Linked DNA regions of Mus musculus: all the other regions are linked to region 2. Evidence: chromatin loops called from intact Hi-C (ENCODE). Cell type or tissue: left cerebral cortex. All regions are shown on one strand.

Region 1 (8,000 bases), 57 kb after region 2:
CCCCCACTCCCCTGCCCGCCCCTACCACTTAGTAGGCAGTGAGCCTGAAGACCAGAGGGATGCACTTGCAGGTTCGGCAGCAGGCACACTACAGGCCACCCACTGCTGGTTCCATTCTCATTTCTTACACCAGGAACCACCATCCCCTGGCCAAAGAACATCTCTTCACAGTCCAGGTTGCAGAGAAGAGGGTGGGGGAGGCAGGGAGGGAAGATGGAAACGATGATATGAACCACTGATGCTTCTGTGAAGGGAGCTGAGGTGGTCTGAGAGTGCTGATGCAGCCAGCCTGCTTGCTTCTCTAGAAGGTGGCATTTGGAGTTCCAGCTAAGGAAAATGACCTTGGCATCTGCGGTTGCCTCTTGCTCCATCTCGTCATCCAGTCTCTTTTCAGTGCACTTAAACTTGCAAGCAGCAGCAAGAGACAACAAAAAAGCCTCCACATCTTAGCCCTTTAAGCCAGACGCCCCACTTCAGAAGCCAAGGCTAGTTTGTAAAGTTTTCAAACCCTCTAGTAAGAAACTGCAAACTTTCCCTTGCCCATGCCCTCCTCCGGTCCCCAACAACAGAAGCAGCTCTGGACATTGAAATGTGTCACAGACAGAAACACTCAAGACAAGGCTGCTCATGAATTCGGGTCGTATAATTTTCAGAGTCTACATCTTGCAATGATGACATTACTCTGGCAGCCAAGGGTCCAGGGCGGCCAGTCTGAGCAGCTGCTCCCAGCTTTGAAAGGCCCCGGACAATGGGTGCACTGTTCCCAGGGTTGCCCTCCGGCATTTGCATAGACTGTTCTGCCTGGTTGACCAGGGGCTGTCCAGCTCAGCATTGTCCACATATCAGAGGTGACAGGACTCAGGTGAGAGCTGAAGCCGGAAGGCCTCCAGAGGGCATGAGGATGACTGTCCTGGGAACCTTAGCTCGGCTTGCTTTGCAGAGATTCACATGTTTGCTTTCGCTGCTGGAGAGGAGGAACCAGGAGACTTTTAAGAGGAGCTTACAGAGGCTGTTGCAGAAGCATCCTGGGGTACCACCTAATCTAACAATCTAATAATGTGATGGACCAATGGGTGGTCACTCTTGGATGTTTAATATGCTGACAAAATGGAGGCGCACAGTTTCGGCTTCTGTGGCCTAAAGCTGTCACAAGCTGATGCCCAGCTTTCACACCTACAGAGACACCGTTGCCCAGGCGCAGAGACCTCACACACCAAGTGGTAGTTCCCTCGAAGCTGATGCTTTGACCTCAGCAGAGAAAGTTTTTGTAGACAAGTATTCTCCCTAGAGCTTTGGCACCACACACTCCACCATCTTATTTTATTTTATTTTATATTTTAGGTTTTTTGAGACAGGGTTTCTCTGTACAGCCCTGGCTGTCCTGGAACTCACTCTGTAGACCAGGCTGGCCTCAAACTCAGAAATCCGCCTGCCTCTGCCTCCCAAGTGCTGGGACTAAAGGCGTGCGCCACCACTGCCTGGGTACAACCCACCGTCTTTAACTGGAACAGGTAGGGCAAGGGGCTGAACAACTAGGATTTATTTCCACGCCCACAGTTCCTAAGTAAATATTACTAACCCTTGTAGGACCAGGATCCCGAAGGAGAAAATTCCAGGGGAGGGGCCTAAGGAGTAGCTGTGGGTGTGGTAGGGGTGAGGCTGGGAGATCAAGATGGGAGGGAACATTTTTCTGCATCTGAATAGACCACGGTCTGAAGACTCAGCAGCATCATTTTCAGGTTAAAAAGCTCTTTATATAGGCAGTTCTGTGCCTTTACTGGGAGCTAATCAACCTCTCTCAGGCCGGAGTCCCCACAGGCCTGTTTCCTTCCTCTCTTCCACATCTTCTGTGCGCCTAAGTGCTCGTAGACCCCCAACCCGAGCCCAAACAGGTGCTAGCTACTGTGCAGCATCCACTGCAGGGAGCTGGCCAGCTGCTGGCCCCCGCAAGAACCTAGGGGAAGCTTCCGTGTTCCCACCCGTGTTCACTGCGGATTGCAGCACCGCTCATCTTGGGAATATAGCGATTAATCCAGCCGCAGGTTTCCAGATAAGTGACTGTGATGGAGACTGTTGGCGAGAAAATAGACAATTATCCGCTGTTAGCTTTACATAAAGATCGCATTAACTCAAATTAGTTATCAGACAAAAGAGCGTCGGCAAGCGCGCCCTGCCGGCCCGCGCCCTGCACGCGGGCACCTCGGGGTGCAGCCGGGCAAAGCGTGGGGCTGGGCTGTGGCTTCGAGACGTGGGGCCGGGAGTGGGAGGACGCGGCGGGAGGGCTCTAGGCTGGCGTTACTCGTGCTGTGCTGGCCTGGATGGGGCGAGGGAGGGACATAGGGGCAGCCTACGGAGCCGGATCGGCCGGCCCCTGAACTACAACAGTCCCACCTCAGTCTGTCCCACGCTCGTCCCTTTTGCAAGCTCTACCCTGGGAGCCAGCCTGTCCCCGCGACCTGTAGTTCTTTCGTCTCTGGCTGTGACGTCGTTAATTCTCCCAGGCAGAGGCGGCTCTCCAGGCTCGCCACTGCCCCGCAGGGTGCACTGGACAACCTGGTGATCTGATCCTGCGGGGCTACCAGCCAGTATTCCCCGCCCCTGAACCCCCCACCCACCCACCCACCGCCACCCACCGCACTTTCTGAAGGTCGCTCTCAGTATGACTCATAGAGACGAAAAATGAAGACAAGCTGAGGGGGACCGGGCCCGAGCAGGGATAGGATGGGGCTGAGAGTGGCCTGAGGCAGGACCACGTCAGTGCGGCCTCGATTACCAAAGTTACGCACTGTCCACGCACTGAGCATCTTCGCTACCCTCCTTCTCCTGTATCCCGGTTAGCCTGGACACCGGCTTTCACCCGCAGGATGGATTTCGCTGACCGCTGTCGGTGGGAACAAACGCAGCGCCCAACATCCCGACGGGTTGCAACGCCCAGCGGGGTCCCCACTGCTGCAGGCGCGTACTGGCGGTGGCGCTTGCGCCCGGCCGGCCTCCTTGGCCCCAGGGTCCCCGGTCCCGCTGAATAGGGCGGATAATGACCCCCGGTTCCCAAGGCAGGCTCTCTGCTGCCTGGTGAGCCTTGGATTTGTGTGGTCCAAGCCTTTCCCAGCTTGTCCCATTCTGTCACCGGGATAAGGGGCTCCCTCGGCTCGTTTGCACCTGCGTCGCTTTTGGCTCCTTCAGGAATGCGCTGAAGCTTGTAATCAGCTTTGTGAAGCCATTGAGTGCACGGCTGAGTGAAACTTCCAAAGCTCGAGGAAAACTGGCCGGCTGAATAGGAGCCAGCATGGGGCTGCTCTCCAAGCCTCCGCGCTGCCAAATTCCAGCAGAGCGCCTCACAATCGCCTTCCCCACACTGAGAAAAGTGAGAAAAGAAAAGGAAAAATACCAGTCACCGGGGTTAGCTGTTTGTTCCCAGATTAATGGCAAGCGGCTCCCTCCTACTCCACCCCTCCACAAAGCTCACCAGTTCAGGAAATATGACAGGGAGGGGAGGGCAGTTATTAATAGCTCCCCAACTGATGTCACCCCCCCCCCGGGCGGGGGTCTTCTGGGTCTCTGGAGGGGTCCTCCATTCCCAGTTGTTGAGTTGAGCTCCATGTGCCTTAGGCCCAGCAGTTGAAGCTTGTCTTTGCTTGAGTAGAGCGGAGGATGAAGCCATATAGAATCCTTAGCCTAGGCTTCAGGAAGGAACCACTAAGCACCGGGCTCCTTCTATGCAGGCCCAGCAGGGACCCTGCATGCTGGCCCCTTAGCAACAGGTTCCTGGGTCTCTCCTTAGAGGAGCACTCTCACTTCCAAGACTCCCGTAATACCGTTTCTTGGTGACTCCAGTAACAGAGGTGCCTGCAGGGTGACAGCCACTACAGGTGCTTCTCCTTCTGCTTCAGGCATCTGGGCTGTGATTTCTAAGAGCCAACTACTTAAGACAAGTATTTCCATGTGCCGCAGAGGCCCTGGCTGATTCTCTCCCACTCAAGGTTAGTGAAGGCTCCTCTCTGCAAAACAAAATCCTTACCAGTCAACAAAAGACCAGACAGCCTGCAAAAGGCAAAACCATCCTTTTCAAGGTCCAGGTATACCTGGATTCTGGATGGCTGCTCGTCAAGGGAGGGCTCCTCCTTGGGAAGCCACAGTAGGTTCTAGAAACAGTGCGTGCAGTGTCCCTGTAGACAGAGGCACCGCCAGTGTCTACTTTGTGGATGCTGATCTGAACTCAAGTTTCAGAAAGGAAAACTAGAACCCTTTCTCTGTATCACTCAGGAGACCCTTAACTTAGCAAAGCCCCGTAAGAACCTCCCAGAGAATAGAAAGCAGAGGCCATATTGTGATGGACACATTAAAAACTTGCCTCACAATGGCTCTGGATTTTCATAGCTAATGAATTCCTTCCACCCTGAACAGGAAGTCTTTTCTGGGAGCACAGCTACTCGGCTCTTGTTTGATCCAGATGTCCATGTATGCCCTCTAGCCAAGAGAAGCTCAGTCCTGTGGGGTTCTTGCTGCCGTACCTTGCTTCCGTGGGGGGTACTCATGATGTCTGACTGTGGCTCTGTGCTATAAATAGTCCCCTGGTAGATCGAAAGGCTTAATGGGCCTCTTTAAATACCTAACTTATTATAAAGCCCTGGGGAGAATAACATTAACAGGCAGGGAGGAACAAGAATCAAGCTCCTCCTGTAGCAGCCCTATTACAGTGCTCTTGGTTGCAATCCTTACGGTGCAGAGTGGGCAGGAATTTTCCTATTTATACACCTTAATGTGCAGAGGGGGCTAGAGCACTTGAGAGGGTGTGAGAGACAGCCTGTCTGAGCAAGGAGGGAACTGAACTTACAGAGGTGGAGGGAGTGTCCCAGAATTGCTAATCAGGAGGATTCTGGCTACTTTCAGGTCCACCGGAAGGAGCTGCAGCTGGCGCACCGTTCTGCAGTCAACCATGCTTCGCAGCGGCCGGCGGACTAGTGAGGAAGCCCTCCCTTTCAGACAGACCAGGAGGAAATGTGGGACTCAGAGCAAAGTTACCTGACTGGGAACCCAGACTGTACATGCTCACTCAGAGGCTCTGAGCCACTTTGAACATCCCAACTCGCGCAAGCCACCCACGCTGACAATCAAAGTTTACTTTTTTTTTTTTTTCATTGTAAAGTTCGGCTCCATGTCTCCTGCAACCCCACTCATTCCAGCCACTCTCAGCGACAAGTCAGGAGGATCTGCGGCAATTCAGAAATGAGTGAAATTTTATTCCTGGTGGGGGCACTGGATTAAGAGGCTGGGAGAGTGTGAAGCTAGTCAACGTGTAATTGCGTGATAAGGCTCTCACGAGGAATTTATTGGCCAAGTTGCTATTTCTATTCCTTCCTAATCTGGTTTAGCACATTCGTTCTGTGCAATCTGTCTTCATAATCTCCTGTAGCAGAACGGCAGCCAATGGAAGCTCGCGTGTTTGGAGAGTGCAGGAAATATGCAGAAGCGCGATAAACTGATGCTAATTACCCATATTTAGGGCAGCAAGTGCAGAAGATCAAGGTTTACAAATAACAAGCCAGAGCCGATGATGATGGCTTCCTTGTGTGGAATGTATCGGAGGGGACCAGATAAGGGTTTCACGGGCAGCAGGGATTTATTGGTCAAAGGCTGTACCTTCCACTTCCCCACTTTTATAGCAGTAAATTATTTCGGCTAAATTCACCAGAACATCACTCTTTCATTTGGCGATGTGCCGTGACTTGCTCTTTCTTTGTGTCCATTCAATGCAAATCCTTGTAGTTTAACATCAGCTGATAAGAAACAAATAATTGAAGTAATAGGTAATTCCCTTCACACTGTGCACATAGGAGGGTCCAGGGGAAAATGAGCCCAGGCAAGGAGCAGGGGCTGAAAGCAAAGCGGCTTCACCTTCAGCCCTCGGACCACATGTCTAGTACCATGAGCTCACAGCATTGCCTCCTGCGCGTGGCATGGCCTGCTTGCTCACGAGGAGAATCACTTCCGGCGTGGCACTAGCAGAGCTGATGCTCTTGTCTAGAATCCTGATCAGATGATGACAACGATGACAATGACAATGAAGAAGACCATCAAATTATACCCAAGTATAGCGTTTCACCCTCTCACCACCACAGCATGACCATGACTTAGTTTGCCATCAGCCCTGTTCCCTCTACAACTCCCGGCTCTGAGAACAGACACAGGGAGGCCTGGGAAGCTGGTGGCAGGTGGAGGATGAGGGTGGAATTCTTGGCAATGCAGTAGCTGCTTCCTATGGCCTTGAGAGAACATTGCACAGCCACCTGCTGCAAACCTGCACAGCGGTAGTTTTAACATTTGTATGTTAAGTAAATGCAGCCCAAGGGCTTGCTTCATTCTTTGAGAAATTGCTAGGGTTTGTCTGTAGCCTTCTCAGTTGGTAGTGGAGATGGGCAAAGGGCATTCTCTGTTAGATGCATGTGGCAAAATGCTCTTGAGATAAAAGGAGCCATGCTCTAGTTTGGGGGCATAATTTACAACTCCTAAATAAGAAGGGATTAGAAAGGATAGTTGATCTTGCCACAAATTATTTTTATTCTCAACCATACAGACCACGAATTCTGTAATGCTTACCTCCATGGGCATGAATGTTTCCTTGGTATTCCAGCAAGCCCGGGGTGTGTTTTTATTCCATGTACCACCGTGGAAGGGGGAAAAAGGGATGCCAGTGGTCGGCTGTTGAATCTGAGGGTGCATCCAACTCTAGAAGGATAAAGACATTCCATGTGTGCATCTTAGAACCCAGAGCAATTGGGGTGAGAGGTTTAATTAACTGTATAATGAGTCTGTAACGTTTTGCCAAAAATATTTTAAAAACATGCCCATTGTACTGTGAGAGTTAACTTGTTATGAATTAGCAAGCGTACTAACAATAGTGTGTGGCTAACACAATATACACGCCATTGTTGCACATGCATTCCAAAATTATTCATTTAGCTGGGCATGGTGGCATGAGCCTTTAATCTCAGGACTTGGGAGGCAGAGGCAGGAGGATCTCTGTAAGTATGAGAACAGCTTGATCTATATAGTAAGTTCCAGGGCAGCCAGGACTGTATATAGAAACCCTGTTTCATATAACCACACTCTACTATTACTATTACTGATGATGATGATGACTTAATAATTTACTCATTGGGGAAAACAAATATTCTCCCTTAGGAATAGTCAGAGAGGGGTGGGGCAGTTCAGGTTTCCTGGGAAACACATCGATTAGAGAAAGAACCTGTTGCTCAAGTCATCTGATAAGTTCACATTCTCAGAAGTTCATTTATTCCCCCCCCCCACCTGAACATTCCTGTGCCCAAGTGACTGACTGACCCACTTCACTCTGGCCCACGTGCTTAGTGAAGTGACTTACCTGGGCCATGCTTGCCGTTTGAGTGGACTTGGATCTGCAGAGCCAATGAGATGATGTGGTCACTTCCTCCCCCCTCGGTTGCGGGGAGTTAGTTCACAGGTCTGACTTGCATCCAGCTTCACCTGTGTGTGTCTTGTGTGCAGTCCCGAGACAGCTTCGTGGCTCCCTGAGACCACTGGTTGTCTGTGAAGGTTAGTAACCCTTATTTTCAGAACACGCTAAGTTGAGATGATATTAACCAATCAGTCTGCACCAGTGGGAGCTGATCTAAACATTCTTTTTAAGTGAATGATTTCTTTTTAAATTGGCTTGTGTCCTTGAAGACAGACACAGGGACCAGCTTTGACCTCATAGAGTATTCCTGAAAAAGCATAGAGAAAATTTATTAGATTATTATTATTATTACTAGTAGTATGTATGTATGTATGTATGTATGTATGTATGTATGTATGTATGTAAAGTACGTATGTCCCCTTCAAGTATGTATGTATGCCTCTGCAGGCATGATAATGTGTGGGTGGGTGTGATCATGCCTGTGCCCTTGCAGGTGTATGTAGGTGTGTTTGTTCACGAAGGTGTGGGCAGGTATGTTTATCTGTGCAGATGTGGGCATATATGT
Region 2 (8,000 bases):
TAAGAGCACTTGTTGTTCTTGTGGAGGACCCAGGTTCCACTCCTGGGCCCCATGTGGTGGCTCACAGTCATCTGTAGCTCTAGGTCCAGGGTCCCCTCTTCTGATCTCTTCAGGTGCCAGAATTTCATGTGGTGCACACACATGCAGCCTGAACACTCACACACACACAAATAAAATAATAAGCAAAACATTAAAAATTTAAAAAAACAAGCACGCAAGCAAGGTGAGAAAGCAGCGGGGCACAGGCCTTAAGCAGCACCCTCCTTTTTCTTCTGTGGCAGGCTCCTGCTCCAGGATCCTTCCCTGTTTGAATCTATCTTCTCTCAGTGATGGACGGTGAGCTGAAATAAAACCTCTCTCCTCCTTGTGTTAGGTTTCCGTTGCTGTGAAGAGACACCATGACCAAGGCAACTCTTACAAAGGGCAACATTTAATTGGGGCTGCCTTACAGGTTCAAAGGTTCAGTCCATTATCATCATGGTGGGAAGCATGGCAGTGTGCAGGTAGACCTGGCGCTAGAGGACTCGAGAGTTCTAATCTTGATCCCCAGGCAGCCAGAAGATTGTCTCTTCCACACTGGGCAGAGCTTGAGCATCAAGGCCTACCCCTACAATGACACACTTCCCCCAACAAGGCCACACCTATTCTAACAAGGATGCTCCTCCGAATAGCACTCATTCCCTGTGGGCAGAGCATTCAAACACCAGAGTCTATGGGAACCAAACTTATTCGAACCACCACACTTCTTAAAAGAAACAGAACCAACCTTCTTGCAGAGGACTGGAGTTCAGTTCCCAGCACACGTATTTGGGCAGCTCAGACTACCTGTAACTTCAGGTCCAGGGGTTAGATATGTTGTCCTTTTCTGGAATCTGTGGGGACCTGCACTCACATGTATGCATATCCATACAGAGACACAGGTATACAAATGAATAAGAAATAAAAAATAAACTTTTAAAGGGAAAGTAAAATTGATTCCGTGAAGACTCACAGTGAGAGTCTTGAGACTGGGTCTAAGATAGCCCAGATTGGGCTAGAGCAGGCTGAGACTAACTGTCCGCTCTGATTACTGTGTCTACTTGACATAAGTTATCACAGAGAAAGGAACCTCAGCTGAGGAAATGCCTCCATGAGATCCAGCTGTAAGGCATTTTCTCAATTATTAATTAATTAATGGACAAATGGCCCAGCTCATTGTGGGTAGGGCGGTTCCTGGGCTGGTGGTCCTGGTTTCTGTAAGAAAGCAGGCTGAGCAAGCCATAGGAAAAAAGCATCCCTCCATGGCCTTTGCATCAGCTCCTGCCTCCAGGTTCCTTCTCTGCTTGAGTTCCTGTCCTGACTTCCTCCAGGGAAGGACTATGATCTGGAAGTGTAAGCCAAATAAAATAAACCCTTCCCTCCCTGTGCTTTTCGGTCATGGTGTTTTTCATCACAGCAATAGAAGCCCAAACTAAGACACTGAGATGAGCTTCCGGTTCCAGCTAGTAAACCTGTAGGCTGGGATTACATTACAAGCCCATGTGGCTTTTACCACTTCATTTTAGGCAGTGCTGGGATCAAACTCGGTCCCTGGTGCGCTGGGCCAGTCCTCTACTCAATAAGCCATATCCCTGAGTTGAAGATGCTTAAAGCCCATCTTCCTGTGCTTTGGCTTATCTCCCTCACTTCCTTGCTGTTCCGAGCCCTTCGTGTGTGTGTGTGTGTGTGTGTGTGTGTGTGTGTGTGTGTGTGTGTGTGTGTTTATGTATAGCTTGGATTACACTGGCTCATCTTCTCTGGTTTTATATTGCATCTGCTACACCTGCTACTGCAGAGGCCTTGGCTCGAATGCCCTCTGCTCCTTGGGGAGTTTGTTCTTGGGATCCTGTATCCCCCTCAGTGCCTTGCTCAGAGAAGCACACACATCACACAGAGGTGACTGATTCACAGTCAGTCACTCTGGGTCTGAGCACCCTGGCTGCCTTAGTCAGGAAGCCAGAACCTCACACTCAAGACACCTTCAGAGCACACTCCATCTTCTTTTTTCTGTCCCGGAGGCCTAGTTAATGATGCTCAGTCACAGTCTTTTCACTTTTTTAAAAGACGCAGATGGGTTTTAGCTGTTGGTCAAACGCAGGGTGTGGTGATGAGTCCTTGGGTAGCTTCTAGGGTGTTCTGGTCGGTCACAGTGATGTGTGGGAAGTGACATGAACTGTCCCTAAAGGCCTCTGTGTCCTCCTTGTCCATCTATCCTTCCCTCCTGGCATTCCCTCACCTTCAACATTGTTCTTTCAGAGAGTGGGTCACATCTGAAGTCCAGCTAGCTGAAATAGTCCCTGTTTTTGCAGAGTCTGTACTGCTTGCTGGTCTTGTCTTGTCCCTTATATTCAGAGACTTGGGCTGCTTTGGGGAGAATTAACAGAAGGAAGTGGCTCTTTAGCAAATTATGCTGTCCTTGCCCTGGCAGCCATGTTTCCAAGAACCCCTTTCTTCTCAGTGTGAGTGATGGAGAAGTAGTTAATTAAAAGCCTTCCCTCTTCACCCTCAATCTACAGGGTTGGGCCTTGTAGAAATCCTGGCAGTCTTAGCGGTACCTCCCCCAAATTCATTTCCATTGTAACGGACGCTCTTCCAGGCAGGGTGGAGCAGGAGGATCCAGCTGTTCTCGCCTCTCTTCCAGAGTCGGTGGATGCGTTCTGGGCAATTATCTAGCTTGTGTTTTTGTTTTAATGAGCTCCTGGTCGTTCCTTGGGTATTTTTTTTCCCTCCGTTAATTGCTTGCTTCTCATCTCGTTTATCCAGGATGTCAGGGGGCGGAGCACTCTAGAGCCACCTGTCCGAATGGCCTTGTAGTGAGGGCATTCCTTAAGACAGGAGAGGGGCACTGCCTGGCAGCCTTGATTGCTGGTTCCGCCTCTCTACCCTAAGACTGTGAAGTCTTGGCGGCTCATTCTCCCTAGCACCCACCCTTCAGTAAGCCCTTTCCTTCTTCACAAGGAAACAGTGGTGGCCGGAATACCTCAGCCACACTGACCTCGAACGAACCCGAGGCAGGTCAGGAGTAGAGGAGACAGGGCAGTTCTTTGCCGCTTATGTAAGGAGCCAGCGGTGCGTGGGTTCTCTCAGGAGTCACGTCAGATGTACCCTGCACTTCTGGCCTGTCCCTTTGCCCTTGAGTTGCCTGGCAGGGTGGCAGCCTCTTTGGCCATGTGAGCTGGCGAAGCCGGGGCTGTCTCTCTGTGTGGTCCTTTTATTGTCTGTCTGCCCGGGAAAGGATCCAAATCTCAACTGTAGCCCAAGATGTCCAAAGTCCAGAACGCTGGCTGATCCAGGCAGCCGAGGAAGTAAACAGGTTTTCATGAGCCTCACAATGGGCCCAAACAAGGGCTCTGCAGCCCGAGCGAGCCTCCGAGTGTACTCCGCAAGAGCATCTGCTCTGTGGTCCTGGCAGAGAGAAACTGGGAGCTTTGTCTCCCTTTTGAATAACCCAAAACATTAGCCTCTAAAAAGCAGATTGGATCGTGCCCCGCACCAAAAGTGGGCTGAAGTCCTACAACCCAGCTCCTCCAATGAGCGACCTTGTTTGGTGATGGGTCACTCACTGCAGATGGAACTGGCAAAGCCAAAATGAGGTCACATCGGAGTGGGGGGCTGTATCCACTACAACCGGTGGATGAATGGGGGAGTCTGGATGCAGGCTGGAGCACAGGGAGGGAGGCAGGGAGAAGAGGGAGGCAGAGATGGAGAGAGGGGTGCAGAAAAGGAAAGAGAGAGACAGAGGAGGCAGAGGTGGAGGCGGAGGTATTGTGCAGATTCCAGATCTGGGCAGGCCTGGGACAGATCTCCCCAGAGAAACCTGGCTGTGCCACCCTTGGGCTGTGTCTGGGTCCTAGAGACTTACTTGTTCTTGCTTCCAAGGCCACCTAGGGTGCTGTGCTTGAGGACAGCTCCAGAACATGGAACCAAGGAGACGGTGATTGAGCAAACAATATAAAGAGCCGCTTTTCTTTCTGGCTCCCAAGACACAGACTTGTCTCCCGTTTCCTGTGGATCTCGTGGCATCCATCGACCATGGCTGCTGAGATGGTCCCTCTTCCAAATGTCTGGCTGGCTCACTGAGTTTCTTCTGCTTTTGCTTGGTGCCTGATTTTCCTGGGGTGACTCCCCTCCCCTTTAACCCCGGGGCCTCTGGCCTCAATGAAAACTTCCACCTGGCACCCACGCACGTACTTCTTTACCCGCCCTGCCTGTGCTGCCCTACTGCACATTTTATTTCCTGAGCTTTTAAAACCCCCAACCCCAAAGAGTGCAAATTCTCTTGTTGAATTCTTGTCTTTTAAGGATATAGAACACTGCCCAGCAAGCAAAGAGGGAGGCAGGTAAGGGTTTATTAAACATAAAAGTTCTCAGCGCTAAAGAAGGACCTTGAAGCTGGTGACAAGAAAGAAGCTCTGCCCACGGATTTCTAAGTGGGTTTCAAAAGAGGAAGTAGGTTTTGACTGGTTCTCTTATATGCTAATTAGGCGAGAAACTAAGAACCAATCAGGAGAGAGCCCCGCAAACCCAGCCATGTTCTCAATTAAGTCTGTGGCTCCAACCATACCCTTTGATGTTACCAAGGATGGCGATGGGGTTGGGGCACAGTATCGGGAAGAGCTTGTCCCTTTGGGTCTTACCCCAGAGTGTCTGTCTACTCCCTGCCTGTCTGAGAGGCCTGCTTCAGCTCTGCATACCGTACACTTCTGCTGAAATATTTTCTCCGTCTTTGACAAAGTAAGCATTTTGGCTGTCTTGATTGGAACCTTCTAGAAAGAAAGCTGCACCTCACGTGCCTGTCCTGAAGGCAGAGCTGCTTGGGGTGCTCCATGCTTGGGGGACTTTTCCTTCAGGAGCTGCTGCTGAGGGGTTAGAACCCCAGTTGGCTCTAGCTGGTGCTGGGTGGCTAGGAGGGGCTGAGAAAACCTCCCATCATACTTTGCTCTAACAGAATGTAGGAGGGGACCCCTGACCTACCTGCCCATCAAGGGCCATGCTGAAGGACCATAGTGTGTCACATCATAGGAATCAATGTCCCTGAAGGGACAGCTTTACTGTTCTTCTTGTCTAAGCTAGATTCATGTTAGGGCCTCCATTCTTCCGTGTTTGGCAGGTTCAGAGGAATCACGTGACGAATGAGGCAAGCATGTGGCTGCTCTGGAACCCCAGATGCAGGAGGGCTTCCTATTGCTTCTTCAGCTGTACTAACAACAACACAACACAGCTGCCTGCGCGATGGGGACAGGTGACTCAGCGTGTCACGCTCTGTGTGTTCTCTATAGAGGGGCACAATGGAGGATTCTCTTCCCATGCGTTTCCTCTATTCTGCCCGTGTCCTTTTGGACTTGCCCTTCCTCAAGCCATACCTCAGCCCTGGGCTTTTTCTAACTTGAGGTGTGCGCCTCCCAGCTACCATATTGTCTTGGAAATTGTCATAGGAAATCTCTAGAGCAAAGGGACATGACTCCTAAAACAGTTTCTGAAGGTGGCTGTCCACAGACACTTTCCAGTCCAGGGATTTCAGTGTAGGGGTGTAGCTTATGGGCTCCCAGTAAGTCCAGGTGGTAGCACAGGAGACCTGGGAGAGAGGCTGTTGTGGGAACAACTTTCTGAGCCTGGGCACTCAAGTCTGTATGCCTTCAGGAAACCAAATATGTTTATTTGGGTAAAGATTATCCAAGCGACTGCCCACTTTCTTTGCACACGTAGATATACATGCACATACAGGTAGAGGACAGAGTTGAAGTTGGGGGTCCTCCGTAATTGCTCTCCACCTTAATTTTTGAGACAGCATGGTGCACTGAACCCAAAGTTTACTGATTAGGCTAGGCTGGATGGCCAGCAATCTCATAGAGTCTGCCTCACCCCACCCTAGGGGCTCTCAGATAATGTGTTCTCGACACCATACCCAGCTTTTCACATGGGTGCGGGGCGGGGGGGGGGGGATCAAACCCGGGTCCTCTGCTTCAGTAGCAAACGCTTTACCCAAGGAGCCATCTCTCCAGCCCTGAGCATCTTTAGAATGGACATCTTGTATCCTTGGGTAACAATTAAAGTAGTCTAATGGGACAACCTAGAGGGAGATAGGGACTGAGAGAAAGGACAGTGCCTGTGAGCTAGAGGTCAAGGCACTTAAGTTCCAGATGAGCACGAGAATGCCCTCTCAGATGCCAAGAACACAACGAGGTCCTGGGAGTCTGTGGGTAAAGTGATAATGACTACAGTCCTGAGGCATGGTAGGGAATGGCACAGATGAGTACACACAATGACCTTTGCCTCCTCACACCAAAGGTCAAACTCTGTCACATGCCCTGCCCCCAGTCATTTCAAAAAGACAGCAGCCTGAGCCTTTAGTATCAGTATTTACCTGCTAGCGCAGAAGAAAGAAAACCCTATGTATTAAGCACATAGAGGCCTTTTTCAGTCAGATCTTGGAGAACTAATTTCAAATAATTATACAAACAGTTCCCACTTCACCTGGCAACTGGGAGGGGTGCTCCTCTCCTCACCCGCTGAACTTTCCATGACCCCCTCCTTGTTTTCACGTGGCATGGAGAGCTGCTGATGCGAGAGGCACATCTGTGCATCTTCTGCATCCACGAGGCTCCAGAGGACTGAATCCTTAGCTGGGCTGGAGATGCCTCACAGTTCACGTGGTCCTCAGGGTTTGCTGACGCAAACACAGGGCCAGATAGAGAGTGGACCGGCAGGCAGACCTGCGCTGGCTCGGGCAAACTAATGTCTACCTATCATTAGAAGGTGCATTCCAAGGCCCCAGGAGTTAGAAACCCAGACCCAGGAAGAGTGCAGGTTCCTGTGTAGACTAAGCTTTTCCTGTATGTGTGTTCCATGCTGAAGTTTAGCTTGTAAATTAGGCACAATGGCAGATTAATAGTGACAAGTATGACTGTAACAACAGCCTACACAAAGGTCTCTTGCTCTGTCTCTCTCCACCTCTCCTGCTCTTCCCTGCTTTCTCTCACAGGAAGCACGATACTCTGCTTTGCCAAATCCATGCTAACAGGTTAACACAGCAGCCCTGACTGGGTCAGTAAGGGAAGGGTCACTAGGGAGCTACTGAGTGACCTCTAGGTGGACAGAGTGCCCAGCATGGGCCTGCTGGACTGAGAAAAGGCTCGCGCAGCGACTGGGATGCAGGCAACCCCGAGGCTTGCTATGCCATTCAATGGAAAACTTGGAATTTCTATCATTTTTCTACTCGACATTCTATAACATTTCCACTTAGCTGGGAAGGAGGCCTCTCAGGAAAGGAGACTATAGTATATGCTAAGACCCTGAACTAGAAAACCCTGTCTGAAAGTGCTAACAGACATTTGCTGGGCCGGGGCTTCCTTCACCCACCGCTCACGTTGCACTCCTAGTGACTCCGACAGCAGACTAATTGGAGTCACTTCGTTGGCCATCTGAGGTGCCACCTGTTAACCTCCCCAATGGTTGGGCCTAATTAAGACAGTTTGTGGGGTGCACACAGGGAGGAGGGGCACCCAGAAGGGAGCACTCTGAAGCACAGGAGGCCTGCAGTCACCTTAGTGTAGGAACCATGACTCTCCATGTGGGCTTGCTCTTGGAGAGCCACCTCCAGCTCTCTGAGTAACACCGGGACAGGCTTCTGTATGCAGCCTGATCTCACAAGAAAGGGCCGAGAGAGGGAAACAGACACAGGCTGAGAGACAAAACAGAGAGCAGGGCAGATTTCGCTCAAACATTTCTACTTGGCTCTACGGTCTGCACCTCGAGCTGAAATCCAGCAGATCTTAACAAGCCCACGTTCACAGCTATGTTCACAGCGCTGCGAGGCCCTTTCAGCTAAGCGAACCAGTGACACGTGAAATCTAATTAAAGGGCAATTTATACATTTGCAGCTTTTCACATTCTGTGCGAACAATGATCGTCCACAAGCCACACAGTTAACTACAGTTTGCATTAAAGTCATCCCCCCCACTTGGGGGGGGGGCATGTGACTA
Region 3 (8,000 bases), 90 kb after region 2:
TGTTGGGGGCCAGTCTGCAAAGGTCTTGGCGTTTTAAGGGGGAAGTGGGTTGGACTCTAAACACTCTCTAGAATTTCCCTGAGGCTATTGGGGCATTTCTTCCTAGACTGCCACAGAGTGTGGCCTCCCTCCTGGACTCCTAAGCGGTAGGCTAAGCAGCTCTAGAAACAACAAAGCAAAACCCTAAAAGAAAAACAAAGAAAGGAAAAAGGGAGGGGTGTTCTTTTATTACCTCATCAGAAAGCAGTGGGCGTCATTCTTGAATCTCTTGCAATCACTTTAAGGAATGAGGGGTTTAAGCAAAATCATTAAATGACTTTAAAAAAAATCACACGTGTCACTTGTAATATTAGCATTTATACTGAAAGATATTCTCCAATGTAGGTTGAGCTCTGGTCTTACTGAATTGCTAGATTAAGTCCACTTTTGAATGGCTAGTCCATATTCATTCCAAGAAAAGAAATTGGGAAAAAATCAGGGGAAAGGATGCTGAAAATAGTATCATTCCCCATCTGGACTTAAAGAAAATTTCCTTCAAAAATAGAATTTCATTCTAATGTCATGATTAATTTTAAAACATATTTGCTACAGTATAACTTTTAAATGCAATATTTAATGCTGTCAGATTACTTGAAGACAAAGTTTTACAGGGAACTTTAAATTCCAGGGGGGGGGGACCTGCAATATACCAATAAACACCTAGAAAAAATATAATTAAAAATATTTAAAGCATCAAACAACCTCAAGATCTGGTCAGGAATGATAAACACAGCATTCTGTGTTTACATTCCCTGGCAATCTGCATCCCGGTTCACACAGGAGAGAGTGTGTGTGTGTGTGTGTGTGTGTGTGTGTGTAAGAAAATCGGTAGAATTATGTTGGATTTTCCCAGAGAGGAATCGGGAGGGGATGGGATAAGACCTGGGTGAGAGACTCTGTGGTGGTGAGGTCTGGGTCAGGATTGCTTCCTTGAAGCACAGGAAGATAATTTCACTTACAATTCCAATTACAGAGAAATCAAAGGCACGCTGTCTTGGCGGTGGCTGTTGTCCCTATCCTTGGCCTTGTCCCACCACTGAGCACAACCCATCCTCCTTCTGAGACCCAGCTGCCTCAAAACTGCTACAGTATGCAAAAGGCAGAACCACAGGAAAGAAATGCAAAAAAAAATAAGCCAGGGCCATGGCAGTTAAAACGCTAAACCATTAGGAAGCATTTTGTAATTACTTCCCTTCTGTGTCAACTTGAACTCTACAAAATAATCTATGGAGTTTAAGATTTCTCTTTCCCCACCGAATAAAGTCACGGAAACGCTGCACTCCGCTTGGTGGGATTTCCTTACTCTTGGGCCCTGCAGATAATTTCTCCTCCAACAGATTGCTAATTGTATTTTGAACTCATAAAACATGCATATAAAATTAGCACGTTTCGATTTCACAGGGAAACGGGCTTTTCTCTCTTAAATGTATTGATTCAAATTTGATGCATTTTGGGGGTATCTCTCTTTGTTTTTTGCTTTTAGATGAAAGACTTGCAGGCTATGTACAACATCCGACTCCTCTTCCCCCCGTATCGCAACGCCTAAAATAAAAATGTCACAACGCATTTACAAGAAATAATACAAAACAAAACAAAAAATTGGAAATGCTCGGATACAGAGATTTACAAAACCCAGAATATAACTCCACCGTCTGAGAGGGGATTGCGGTATAAATTAACCAACCAACCCAAAAGAGCGGTAACAACTACAAAAAACTTGTAAATGTTTGGATCTGCCTTACTTAGATTTATAACAAGTGAGAAGGGCTCGAGGTCCGTCACTCGGCCTCAGGCAGAAGAGCTGGCGGGAAGTAAACCCCGGAAAAAGTTACAGAGCCGGCAGTCATACAAAAGTTGGCATCGCCTCGCTGGGTTTTTGTCTTTTGTCCTCCGAAGCCGAGAAAACGCTGTGTGCCTCCTCTGCGGACGATAAATACTGTACAAAAGGTCTCATGAAAACACCAAAGTTCAGTCTAAGAGGCCAGTCTGGTGTCAGCGCCTCGGAGTCCTGGGGAAGGTGATGGGGGCAGATGTCACCTGGCGCTCGGCTCTCCAGAGCGGCCTTTTATCGAGAGCGCGGGGACCTCGGTACAAAGTCGGGCTCTGGAGGCTGGGGCGCAGGCCTCGCTCTTCGTCGCCGGGGCGCCGGCCTTAAGCCGCAGTGTCCCCGGCGTCCCCGCGGCGCTAGATGTGCGTCAGGGGCACCGTGCCGTTGACGCCCGCGCCCGCGCCCTGGTAGTGCTGTGGCAGCGAGTGCAGCCGGCTTTGGGCCGCCGCAGCCGCTGCCGCCGCCGGGTCGCCACCCTCGCCGGCGGGCAGGTACATGCTGATCATCTCGCGCAGGTCCCCGGGACACGGTGCCCGTGAGTGAGCCGGGGCCGGCGGACTGCCGCTCGGCTCCGACTTGACCAGAGATCCGAGGGCGCCCAGGGCCCCCGACGACGCGGCTGCCGCGGCTGCCGCTGCCGCCACCGCCGAGTTCTGGTGCGCGCCGCCCGCAGCGGCGGCGGCGGCGGCCGCGGCGCCGTAAGGGATGCCGCCGTAGCCCGAAGGCGACGCGCTCATGTAGCCCTGAGAGTTGGAGATGGGGCTGTACTGCAGCGCGCCCATGTCGTAGCGGTGCATGGGCTGCGGGTTGTGAGGATGCGCGTGCGGATGGTGCGGGTGCGGGTGCGCCGGGTGTGCGTGCGGGTGCGCGCCGCCCGCGCCTGGGTGCTGCCCGTAGGCCAGCTGTGCCTCCTGCATCATGGCCGCGGCCGCAGCCGCCGCGGCCACCGAGCCGGGGTAGGCGCCGTTAGCCCAGCCGTTGACATGCGCGTAGCCTCCTCCCGCCGCGCCGCCTGGGCTCTCCAAGCGCTGGCCCACCGCCGCCGCCCCGACGCCCACGCCCACACCCATGGCCACGGCCGCGCCGCCGCCACCCGCGCCGGCCGCTAGCAGCCCGCCGGCCAGCGAGTACTTGTCCTTCTTGAGCAGCGTCTTGGTCTTGCGGCGCGGCCGGTACTTGTAATCCGGGTGTTCCTTCATGTGCAGCGCGCGCAGTCTCTTGGCCTCGTCGATGAACGGCCGCTTCTCGGCCTCGGACATGACCTTCCACTCGGCCCCGAGGCGCTTGCTGATCTCCGAGTTGTGCATCTTGGGGTTTTCCTGGGCCATCTTGCGCCGCTGTCCGCGGGACCACACCATGAAGGCGTTCATGGGCCGCTTGACCCGATCCTGGTTGGCCTTGGTGCCCCCGCCGCCGCCGCCGCCCCCGCCCCCACCGCCGCCCCCGCCCGCCCCGGCCGGGCCCGAGAGGTTCGTGGGCGCCTGGGCGCCGCCGGGCGAGTGCAGGTCGGTCTCCATCATCATGCTGTACATCTGGGCGGCTAGCGGGTTCACCGGTACCGCAAAGAGAGGGCCTGGAGCATAGACGGCCGGGTGGGGGTGGGTGGGTGGAGAGAGGATCAGCCCAGAGAGACTGGGGGGGGGGGTGTGTGTGCGGTGGGTGCCTAGCGGAGAGAAGGGGGTTGGGTGGAGGCCACAACAACAACAACAACAAAAAAGAGGCAAAAGCACACGCACTTAGCGCGGGTCCAGCTCGCAGGTGGAAAGTTTCTCCCGGTGCACAAACCACTTGCCAAAGAGGCCGATGGCCAGGTTGATTGCTGCCGTCCGGTCACTCAGGGCTGAACTGTGCAAACAGGTGCAGTCGTGGCCAAGTTGAGGCTCCACTTTCTGGGTCTGAAGCGGTGCCCCTGGGCCCGACGCAGGGTTCGCTGCCTCCTCTTGTCGGCTCGAAGTCTCCGTTCCTGTGCTGGCTTCCTTGGCGGCTTCCAACTCTGGGACCGCAACTTCTAGCAAGGCGGTGCGCCGCGTGCGCTGGGCATGTGCTGGTCCCAGGTGCCTGGGGGGAGCCAGGCGCTGAGGGGGACTCGGAGGGGGGTTCGGAGGGGGCGATCGCGGTGCAGCCAGGGAGGGGGTTAGGGACAGCAGTGGGAGTGCCAACGCGAGCAGAGAGCCAGAGAGCTGTGCCGCTGTGCCCAGGACAAGCTGTCCGCTGCCTGCCCGAGGCCGTGCGCTCGGAGCGGAGGCGCACGCGGGGCCGGTGGCGCGGGGGGCCCAGCAGCCATACGCCGGGCCCGGGCTGCCATTAAATGAGCGCGCCGCGGCCAATGGGAACCGGCGGCGGCGGTGATTTGCATGGCGCGCTGGCGAGTGACGTGGGGAGGGAGTAGATACACTGGGCGCGGGCGGCGGAGCAAGGAGGTGGAGGAGGAGAGAGGGGGGGAACAAGGGCAGGAAGGAGGGGGAAAAGGGGGCGCGGGGGGGCGGGGTCACAGCCACACTGCTTCCTGAGCGCGCGCGCGCGGCGGCGACGGCGGCGGCGGCGGCGGCGAACCCAGAGCTCGCCCCCTTTGCCTCTCCCCGCCCGCGCGCTCCGAATGATTAACGATTGGGTTGAAAACCCAGAGGAAGAAAGAATCGCTGTCGGGGGAGGCGGGGGGAATACAGCCCTGGGTCGTGTTTAAATGCGCTCATTGGAGACCCAGCTCCTCCCCTGTCCCCAGCCAGCCAACTCTGTGCCCGCTGGGAAGGGGAAAGTTGGAGATAGAGGCCTCACTTTGCACTCAGCTCAGCCGGGAGTGCAGAATAACAGCGGTGCGGGGGAGATCCTCCCGGGGGGGGGGGGCTTAGGCCCAAAGTACCTCTGCTGGGTTTCAGGCCAAGCGGGGCGGCTCAGTCTCTCCCACCCCTGGCGCTCGGTGCATTCTCAGAGCCTGCAAAGGCCTTTACAGATTCGGGATCTATAATTCGGGTCTCCGTGGCAAGAGGTGCAGCGGTTTTTGTGTGGTGCTACGCTCCTAGCTCCCTAATCTACCCCGAACTTTCTTGGGGGAGGGGGTGTCTTTTAATGGAGCGGAGTGTTATAGTCAGGTGCCAATTTACTCTATATCCTCTTGAATTTCTGCGAAGGTCAAAACCAAGATCTAGCTGGAATCTTGTTACTCCGACAGTAAAAAGAAGTTTGTGGAAACAGCAAAAGAATACCTACCTAGCCTATGCTTTTCTGAAGCGATTCTCCCAGAAGCTGTTTGCCAAAGGATTTTGAAAATCGTGTGAACTCGGGTTTGCGAGGGTGGGGGTGGGGTGCGGGCGCTGAAACGGAATTGGAAGGTCCAGTGACAGGGCCGCCTTTTTGTATGTTGTTGTTTTTGTTTCTTCGTATGTTGTGAAAAAGAAAGGGCAGTTCTGGGGATGATCAAGACATACACAAATGGCCGTAATCCATGAATCTCAGAACAAATATGATTCCGGGATGTATAAGAGATTTCCAACCCCACCCCAGGCTACTTGGGATCAGACCATCATGTCCAAAAAAAAAAAGGGGGGGGGAGTTATTGTAAAGGCTTCTTCCAGAAAGACCTTTAGAGTCTACAAGTTCTTCAGATATCCTGGGGCGGGGTACAGAGGGGAGAGGATAGAGTTTCTACTTCTAAGATCTAGGTGCTTCGGGAGGTTGCTGGTGGGTAAAGCAAGCCTGGTCAGATGCCTGCAGACCGCCTCGCGTGTAATCCAGAGGCTCTTCTGATGACAGATAACCCGGATAATAGCAAGAATACAGGTGTTCCAATATGTTGGACGGTGAACATATGACAGCCCCCCCCCCCACTAACAAAAACATCTGAGGCTGTGAATTTCCTGACGCCGTTGCTCCCTTGCTATGATTATTACAGTGGTTTATTTTATTTTATTATTATTTTTTTTTATCTCAGGTTGTTACAGCACAGTACAGCCCTCAGCCCGATTGAGCTTTCATTTCAGGCCATTCAGCACTTACTAGAAAACTCATCAAATAATATAGAATTGTGCTAGAAGGGAAACATCGTTTCATATTTTTATAAACATCTAGGTCATAAACTTAGTTTTCAGCTACCTTCTTATTTCAGCCATCAAGTTTATTAAATCTTTTGATTTGTTTCACGAACTACCTACAAATATCAGTTACATTGTAAATGAACAAAAACGAATAGGACTATTGTTTAAGAATGCCGTAGAACCATTTTCCTTGGATAACTTAGGAGGTGATGGGTGTGCTGGGAGATCCGCTGTGTTAGGGCAAGTCAGCAAGACTGAAATAAAGGAAACGGTTTACAAATTATAAACTATATTATCCACTTAGCAATTGAAAGATTTCTTTCTTGTGCTTTTCAATTTAGATTTTAAACTAAATAGCCAAAGACCCCCTGAAAATGCTTTGTGTAAATCAAGCCTGGCACATTATTTTCCATATCAATGGGGCAATTTATTTTATAAACACCCTGCACTCCAGTGAGCTTTGCAGGAATGCTTTATGCCTTAGGAAACTTGGATAGATGACTTTGAAACAGTCTCATTTCTTCCTACCATAGGGCTGAACATTGTTTCCAAATAGGATGTTACTCTTGTTTTCTAGGACATCTAAATAGGAGGTAAACGGCATCACAATGCATACTGCCATGTTGGTGTTTGGCATTCTGGGAACTATTCTGCAGAAGCAAGTCCAAGCTGGTGCAAAACCTATGGGTGCCCACCTGCAGAAGTATGAAATCAGAGATGCAGGTGTAACCTGTTGCCAAGTGACAGAGAAGATTGGTGGTTGCAGTCTGTGCCAACTAAGCAGTGGTGGGCATGGTGTGCCAGACCTCCTTGTGCCTTCCATCCTGGTATGAGCAGAGGGTCCTGTCAGTGACAGCTTCTGGAAGTCTCCTTCTGTTTCCCTATCTATAGTCACTTCCCCAATGGCTTCACAGACACAAAAAGAACAGTCTACAACCAGTTTGATAAACACTTCTGTCTGCTTCCCATCTCCCCAACGGCTGGGTGGGGCTGCCTTCCTAAAAACTATATTCTTTAGGATTTGAAAACTGCACTGTGTCCAAGTAAAACTAAGAAAAGTCCAGAACCCAAGGCAAGGGATTAGTTTCACTGTTGACTGACCAATCTTTGTTCTCTCAGCAACTCAAAAATCTCATGGTGCCACTGCTCAGAATGCCAAAGAGCGACTTTACAAAGTGGCTAAGTTTTTATTCAACCTATGGTTATAATCCTTCAAAAATTCAAGTCAGCTCATTGCTAGTGGGAATTATTCTGTGTGCAGGCATGGGTGCTTGTATATGTCAGTGCTCATAGATAAATTATGAAGGCTTGTATATATGAAATTATGTGCCTACACTCTTGCACAATAGTCTTGACTTTGAAATAAACCAAGTCCTGGGTTTTAAACACTTTCAACTCGAACCCCTGACATAGAAAAACCAATACTTTGGCTCCTTTACACACACCTTTGTGCTCATGAGACCGAGAGGGCCCCTGTGGACAGAAGCCCTTGTCCTTCTTTTTGAAGGCTGGCTCTGATACATCTATATATGGGTTTTTAAGCTCAGCATTAGTCTCTCAGGCTCCAAACAAGTTGGGTACGTTGGGGACCATGCAAGACTAGAAATTATTTCATATGGGGTTCAGATTATCTGCCCTGATGACAATCTCCTCCTCGCCATGCTCAGAACATGATTCTCTCAAGGCTGGTGGAGACACTTGGAGGACAGAGGACACATAGAGGTGTCTCCTGGGAGCTCCCCGGGGCAAAGGCTTGCAGGCTCTGATGTACCCTCACAAGGCTGAGAGAATAGTTGAAGAAAGATCTTTAGCGAACCGAAATGACAGTTTGTGGGACTGAAAGGGGAAAGTTAGCAGCAGGAGGAAGAAGCAGCAGAGAAAACTTAGGAGAGATAAAGAACGTCGGAAGAGGTCTTTGAGGCCATCTCGGCCAACAGGAGGCGCAGATTCAGGGCGGAATGGAAGCAGAGTGGATCTGAGAGGCTGGGAGTCCCTGTCTCAGGACCTGCTGCAGGGAGTAGAGGGCTGCGCACTGGGCCCGAAGCCCCTAGGCCTGTCAGTGTGGACCCTGTAGCGGCGCGGGCCGCGATCGCCGTCTGCTG

Evidence for each region. Hi-C counts contacts between places; a loop is a spot of excess contacts. Peaks named below come from ENCODE experiments on the same cell type or tissue, not always from the same donor. Only the 100,000 strongest peaks of a DNase experiment are listed, where the experiment ranks them.
Region 1: a loop joins it to region 2, with 2.1 times the contacts of the local background. A loop is called at or near these places in 3 of 42 quality-filtered maps.
Region 3: a loop joins it to region 2, with 2.7 times the contacts of the local background. A loop is called at or near these places in 3 of 42 quality-filtered maps.

The regions. Positions count from the first base shown.
Region 1 is chr8:12,425,505-12,433,504 of GRCm38, reverse strand. It overlaps Sox1ot (Sox1 overlapping transcript), which reads right to left. Exons shown (of 8, transcript NR_027975.2): 3 at 7,382-7,742; 4 at 6,598-6,726; 5 at 3,467-3,998; 6 at 2,774-3,355; 7 at 1,082-2,070. Among named protein-coding and RNA genes, the nearest start is that of Sox1, 34 kb to the right of the region's middle. In left cerebral cortex, no CTCF peak of the experiment used is centred here; DNase peaks (open chromatin) are centred at 688, 2,242 and 3,279.
Region 2 is chr8:12,482,041-12,490,040 of GRCm38, reverse strand. No RefSeq gene overlaps it. Among named protein-coding and RNA genes, the nearest start is that of Gm33532, 9.7 kb to the right of the region's middle. In left cerebral cortex, no CTCF peak of the experiment used is centred here; DNase peaks (open chromatin) are centred at 3,359, 3,803 and 7,801; H3K27ac peaks cover 248 bases.
Region 3 is chr8:12,391,760-12,399,759 of GRCm38, reverse strand. It overlaps Sox1 (SRY (sex determining region Y)-box 1), which reads right to left and starts at 4,241. Exons shown (of 1, transcript NM_009233.3): 1 at 205-4,241. The coding sequence starts at 3,399. The coding sequence ends at 2,224. All of the region lies in intron 1 of Sox1ot (Sox1 overlapping transcript), which reads right to left. In left cerebral cortex, a CTCF peak has its summit at 7,996 (motif pointing left); DNase peaks (open chromatin) are centred at 4,243, 4,480, 4,850, 7,616 and 4 more places; H3K4me3 peaks cover 3,715 bases; H3K27ac peaks cover 1,406 bases.